Regions from separate parts of the Mus musculus genome. Here region 2 is linked to region 1. The links are chromatin contacts, found by Hi-C in ENCODE. All regions are on one chromosome and are shown on one strand. The core of a region is the stretch at or near the end of the contact, and the rest is flanking DNA. Distances in the headings are between cores, read along the strand shown. Region 1 holds the start of Rin3 (Ras and Rab interactor 3). Region 2 overlaps Asb2 (ankyrin repeat and SOCS box-containing 2).

Evidence for each region. Hi-C counts contacts between places; a loop is a spot of excess contacts on that map.
Region 2: a map of regulatory T cell shows a loop between it and region 1 (4-fold over the local background). The contact joins the enhancer-like site here to the promoter of Rin3 in region 1. A Hi-C loop is called at or near these places in 2 of 37 maps with a recorded cell type or tissue (T-helper 17 cell and regulatory T cell).

The regions. Positions count from the first base shown.
Region 1 is chr12:102,281,338-102,284,368 of GRCm38, reverse strand. Rin3 (Ras and Rab interactor 3) reads right to left here and starts at 1,295. Exons shown (of 10, transcript NM_177620.4): 1 at 1,043-1,295. The coding sequence starts at 1,083.
Region 2 is chr12:103,325,865-103,329,007 of GRCm38, reverse strand. The region is part of intron 7 of Asb2 (ankyrin repeat and SOCS box-containing 2); the gene reads left to right. Among named protein-coding and RNA genes, the nearest start is that of Gm15523, 9.4 kb to the left of the region's middle. Within about 2 kb of position 1,554, at least 2 of the 3 ENCODE cell types and tissues checked have a DNase peak (open chromatin) inside an H3K27ac peak, as active enhancers do.

The sequences.
Region 1 (3,031 bases), core at 46-2,545:
CAGGCAGCCACGGGAATTCATCCGGGATCAGGCCCGGGACTTTTAAACGGAAATACAAAAAGTATGGTACCCCAGATTCGTCCATCATCCATGGCACCTCAGAAAGTGCTAGAAGACTTTCGCAGAAATCGCTTTCTACTCGGTGCAGCTTCAAACCCCACCCTTCCCGATCTTCTCTTAGGACTGGGCTGGGCGGGATGACAGGACATTCCCAACCTTGTGTAGCTCTGGGCAGTGTTCCAGGTCTTGAGGTGGGGGGTAGGGAAGAGCACAAAAGTAGGAATCCCTTCCGAATGGTTGTTCCCAAGCCATTTAATTTCACACACTTCAGACTGCATCTGCGTCTGGGTATCCCGCCAATCATTTGCACCCGAGCACTCTAGACCCTCCTCACACACCAGGCTCTTCAAAGGCCAGTCCAAAGGTCCCCAGCCGATCCAGTGGGGTGGCAGATGGGATCTGGTGGCGCCTCAATCCTCCAGGCAGAGAGTTAGCTGCTGGATGGGCCTGCCTAAAGTTGTAGGTGCTTCTTATCTACCACCCTACTCCCCACCCCCGCCCCCACCCCCACTCTCGGTCCCAGAACCTGAGGGCGCAAGCTGGGGTTTAGGCAGAGCAGCGGTGCTTCGTGGTGCATGGGGCTGGCTGGGCCAGGGCAGCGAGTGCTTGCATCCAAAGTTCAGCCTAGGCTAGAGCCATGGCTACACGGACATCTCGGGCTCGAACACACCAAACCCTCCCAGCCGCACATTGTGCACTGCTTCCCCCCCCCCCCCCCCCCCCCCCCGCTAACAAAGTCTGGATTTGAAAGTTTGGCCAAGTTCGGCAGTCACCAAGGCCGCCCCCTTTCCTTGCAGAACCTAGTTTCACCCTTAGTCCCTGCTGGGGGATCCGCACGCTCGTGGGGGGTGTTCATTTCAGCATGACATCCACGACGTCCCGTAGCCCTATCCGGAGCACCCAGGGCTCTCGGGGATCAAGCTGAGCAAAAGAGGCAGGACGCGGGCCACCTGGGGAGCGGCGGGCACGGGTTGCCACTTACCCGGCAGGGTGGGCGCTCGAGGGCGCTTCGGCGCGTCGCATCGTGGGGCAGGCGATTGGGGACGCAGCGACCTCCGCGTGGCGCTGGCGCTGTCCCTCGCCGAGGGCCGGGCTGGGCGCCGCCGCCAGCCGCGCGCCCAGTGGGGAAGCGCGGGGCCGCTGCCTTCCACTTCCTGGATCGCAGCGCGCGGGGCTCGCAGGAAGAGGCCGGCCTTGGTGGTCAAGGGTTTTTTGTCAGAAGCCATTCGGCCGTGGCTGCTCGTAGCAGGGAGCCCCCTGGGGCGCGCGGAAGCCGGGCCGCGCCCCTAGGGCCGGGCCTGGCGGCGGGCGGTGCCGGGGTCGAGGACAGCACGGACTGTGGCCGCCCGGAGCCTGCGAGCGAAACTCACAGGAAAGTCTCCAAGTTGGCACCGGATAGCAAGGCACTCAGGGCTGGCAGGTGACGAGGCCCACGGCCCAAATGGGACCTCCTTCATCCCGGGGGAGCCACGACCCATACCCACTCCCGCCCCCAAGGCGGGGCACCTCCTCCACGTCCCTGACAGGTGGCCATCCTGTCTCTCCTTGATACCTTCTCTGTTGATAAGATCACTGTTTAACAAAGCAGATATCGTCCATGAAGCCTGACATCTAAGGCACCTGTGCTGAGTACAGCACCCAGTGAGAGACTAAAGGAGAAAACTTGCTAGCTTACACAACAACCGCGAGTCGTAATGCCTCCTTTTTTAAGCGCCCAGACACTCAAAAATGTCTCCTGAGCTAGCTAAGCCTGTGAGACCAGGTAATAGCGGACCTCAAGATATCACCTTGTTTAATTCATTCCCAGCCTGGGCATTATTTAGACTGCTGGGGACAGATTAAATGTTTTGTGCTTGGGACTGTCTTGTGCATTGTGCATTGTAGGAGTAACCCAACTTCCATCCACATCCTTGGCCTCTACCCACGATTACACAGGAGTGCTAGAGTGTCCACACACCCTCACAACCACTTCTCTTTTGGCATTTCCTCCAAATCAGCCTGTGGAAGTGAGAGGAAAGGCTTAGTTAACAGTCTCCTGCTGGGAGTGGTAAATGGGCCAGCTGATTTGGGAAGCAGCCTTGGCAGTTCCTCAGAAGGGGAAACTACGTACCCAAAGGGGCTTATTTCAGCTTTCAATTCCAGGTTACAGTTCATTATGGGGAAGTCAAGGCAGGGGGAGGGGGGGGATGTCAAAAAGCTGGTCACATGACATCCAGAGCAAAGAGAAATGAATGTAACCATGTTTACCTGGCTTGTGATCAGCTCACTTTCTCCACTCTTACATAGTTCAGGGCACCCTGTATAGGGAATGGTGCTGCCCACAGTGGGTTGAGTCTTCCCGCACCAATAACTTAAGTAAGACAGTCCCTCACCAGCATACTCATAGGCCTAACTAAATGCAGACAATCCCTTACTGAGAATTTCTTCTCAGTGATTCTAGGTTGTGTCAAGTTGACAAATTAAAGCTATCTATCATAGTGTGTCCATGCAAAACCTTATATATGACTGTTCATATCAGCCTTTATTTGTGTTATCCAGAGCTGGAGCTAGAGTTCAGAGGTAGAATGGTTGCCTGGCATGTGTCTGAGAGGCCCTATGTTGAAGGAAGAAAGAAAGAAAGAAAAGAAATACAAACAATTTACAGTAGCCAGTATGTGGGAGCAACCAAGCATTCATCAATCGATGAATATGTAAATAAGATCAGGGATCATCAGTCAGGGACTGTTATTGAGCCACAGAAAGAATGGGGCCCCAACAATGGTGCTTCTGCACAGATGAGTCTTGAAAGCATGCTAAGTGACAGAAGCCAGTCGTTAAACACATTCCTTTTGCATGAAGTGTTCAGAGTAGGCAATTTCACGGAGACAAACAGTAAACTAGTGTTCGCTAGAGGTGGGGTGGGGTGGGGTGGGGTCGGGGAGTGGGGAGCAACTGGCAATGGCTATGGAGTTTCTTTGGGGGTGATGAAAAT
Region 2 (3,143 bases), core at 305-2,804, 1.0 Mb before region 1:
GGCATTCAGCCACCTGCCAAAACACCCTGCCTACCCCTGGCCCGGAGCAAAACGCCTGGAGCCTGAGGCCATTTGCCAGATGTGCCTGCTCTTCAGCACACTGGGTGGGGTGTGTTGGGGCATGGCTGATAGAGGAACCTAGCATCCCCATTCCTTAGGCACATTTACTGTCATCCATTTCCAGTGTCTTATAGCAGAGCAGGTAGATTTCCAAAGACCCTGTGAGCAGGAAAAGAATTTGGCCAAGGACCCTTGAAGGCAGGGGCTCCTGACCTTGGCTGTACAGCCCGGATTCAGGCCCCACCTTAGATAATGGCACTGGGCTGGCCTGGGGCGGGGTGCCAGGATTTCCACATGGGGCTTGAATGAGTTCCAGGAACTTAGCACCTCTCTATTGGCCAAGGGTCAGGCCACCATGACCTGTTGACTAAGGTCTCCTCTAGCTTGGTGCAGCAGGACAGGGCCTGCTGTCAATGCTTAGGACGCAGACTTCTAACTGCCTTCTAACAGCCTACTGTGTGCCGATCCAACAAAAGTGGGAGGTGTTAGCCTCAAAACCAGGCTTGGCAAAAGAGACGGCAGGGTTCTGTTTTGCCACGTGGTGCAAGTTCCCCCTCGCTGGGATGTATGAAGAATACATGAAGCAAGAGGCTCAGATTGTGGGGTCACTTTTGAATTAAAGGGTGACTGTGAAGAGCACTTTAAAGGACGCCTGGCATACAGACAGTGCTTGGTGATATGTCATTGTCACTGTCACTAGTATGCCTCAGTGTAACCTCTGGTGCGTGTGTTTCAGAGTGGTTAGTGGCATACTCGAGACGGCCCAGCGTTCAGCTGCTGTCATCAGGTCCAGGTGATGCTGAGGTCTGATGCTTCCTCATTGCTTGTGCTATCCCTCAGGATCCCCCGTGTCCCCATACTAAGGACAGCTAGCTTGAATGCCTGTCTACTCACTGTTGCCAGGCTCAGTTAAGTCAAGGCAGCAACACCCAAGCCAGGCAGGGCCATAAGAGGTCATGTCTCAAAAACAGATAAAAGGAAAAAGAAGTAATGAGAAAGAGATGTGACACCTTGAAAAGGCCTGGCCCTGGGTACCCAGTGTCTCCACTCTGCCCTGGCTTGTCTCCTGTCTTTCTTCAGAGCCAGTTGCTTCTCTGCTCCACCCCTGGGTCTCTGTTTCACCCTCTATAAAATGGCAGCACTGTCCCTATGTCTGTCAGAGATGGGCATCACGGGCACACTGACCCTTGATGACTAAATCCTAGAGAAGTAGTATGCAACGGCCCAATGACTCACTAAGTCGCTGACTTTATGCTTCTGGGACTTGGGGGCAGAGATGTCAGATTCCCACATTTCTGCCCCTTTCTATGGCCTGGCCAAGGAATCACTGGAGACCAGCTGGGGCCTGCAGAGATCCCAGCCCATGGGCAGCGGCCCAGCCCAGCCCACCCCATGTCCCTGTTCTTTCTTGTGCTCAAGCGTGTCACGGATGTTACCCTGCATTTGTTGGTCATGGCGGTGGTCCAGGGGCCCCAGCCCTGCCTTTGACCAGCACCTCTGAAGAGGAGGTCAAGCCCCTCGAGCCTGCACAAATAGAAATTAGGAGGCAATTAGCTCCCCTGGGTGTGTGAATTTCCTTTGGAGGTTTCAGAGGCAGATCTTAGCCAAGCTCAGCATCGCTGAATGCAATAATGTTGTCCCCGGAGAGATTCCAGCAGGAGGTCGATGGCCTCCTGGTTCCAGGAAGTCAGAGGCAAGAAGAGTGCCAGGAATCAAGAGAGAAGGGAACCGGGCTGGTGGTAGCACCTGCTTCCCCCTCCTCCTTCCTCGACATGGCCTCCTCCTCCTGAGAGCTCCATAGGAGCCTGTGAGGTCACCTGTCAGCAGGGCTTAGATGGATTAGGGCCTGAAGTCAACAGAGTGAGCTGAGCGCTTGTTCTGGAAGGCAGCAGGGATCCAGGGAACGAGAGCCAAGATGAGGAGTCCTGGGGTCAAGAGCTGAGATGAGGGGTCCTGGGGTCAAACCCCTGGAGCTATTCTACGACCTCTGATTTGTCACTGGTTTTTTTTTTTTTTTTTGAGCCATGTCTGTTAAAAAGATAGACAGAGCGTGCTCTGGGTAGGCCATGGGGATACATCGAGGGCAAAATGGGCCAGGCAAGTTGACACACTGTGAAAATTGCAAAACCCCATGACCCATCAGCTGTCACCCTGATTGCCACAGCAGAAGTAGGAGAGTAGTTAAGAGTGTGCCCAGAGGAATCTGGCAATCTGGACTCAAATCTGGGTGTTCCCACTTCCTGGCTGTGTGTCCTTGGGGAGTCCTGCACCTTTCCTGAGTGGGTTTCCTCATCTGTCATGCAAATGCAATCTCAAAGAGTCACTTGGAGAACTAGGAAGGTTGATAGGCGAAGTGCTGAGAGCAGGGCCCAGTCCCACAGTCAGGCCGGTGGTGGTTGGCTGGGCCCTCCGTGTCAAAACTGGGCAGAGGGGCTGGAGAATCTGGCTTTACACACTCAGGAAAACAAAACAAAACAAAACAAAACAAAACAAAACCCTGCATCTTGTAGGAGAGGAGAGAAGAAGGCACAGTAGAAGAATGGGTCTGGGGCAAGAGTGGTTGAGACGTTTCCTCTTCCCTCCCCTCACCATGCCTAGATGTCCCACCAGATGCCAGAGCAACAAGATAGGGAGAAAAAACAATTCAGGCCAGAGTACCCCTCCCAGCGAGCCCCTAACCTTTCCAAGCCTCAGTTGTTCTCATCTGCAGAGTAGGGGTAGCCAGACTTCCTTTATGGGCTCTCATAGCAACAAATCCAACCCCCCAGTGTTTTCTTCCCTAACCGGGCAAGGTTTGGTACCAGATTTCAGTTCCCTGCTCTGTCTGCTACCTCCTGCAGAGAGCGGAGTGGCCCTTCACTGAGTGTGAGGGGCTTCCTGCCACGTTCTCCGATTACTGAGAGCAGAAATCTTTATGATTAGTGGATCAGTATTTTGTCTGCGTGTATGTCCGTGCACCACGGGTATGCTTGGTGCGGGTGGTTGCCAGAAGAGGACTTCAGATCCTCTGGAACCCGAGTTACAAATTCTGGCTGTTGTGAGCCTCCCTGTAGGTGCTGGGAATCAAACTGGGTCCTCTGGAA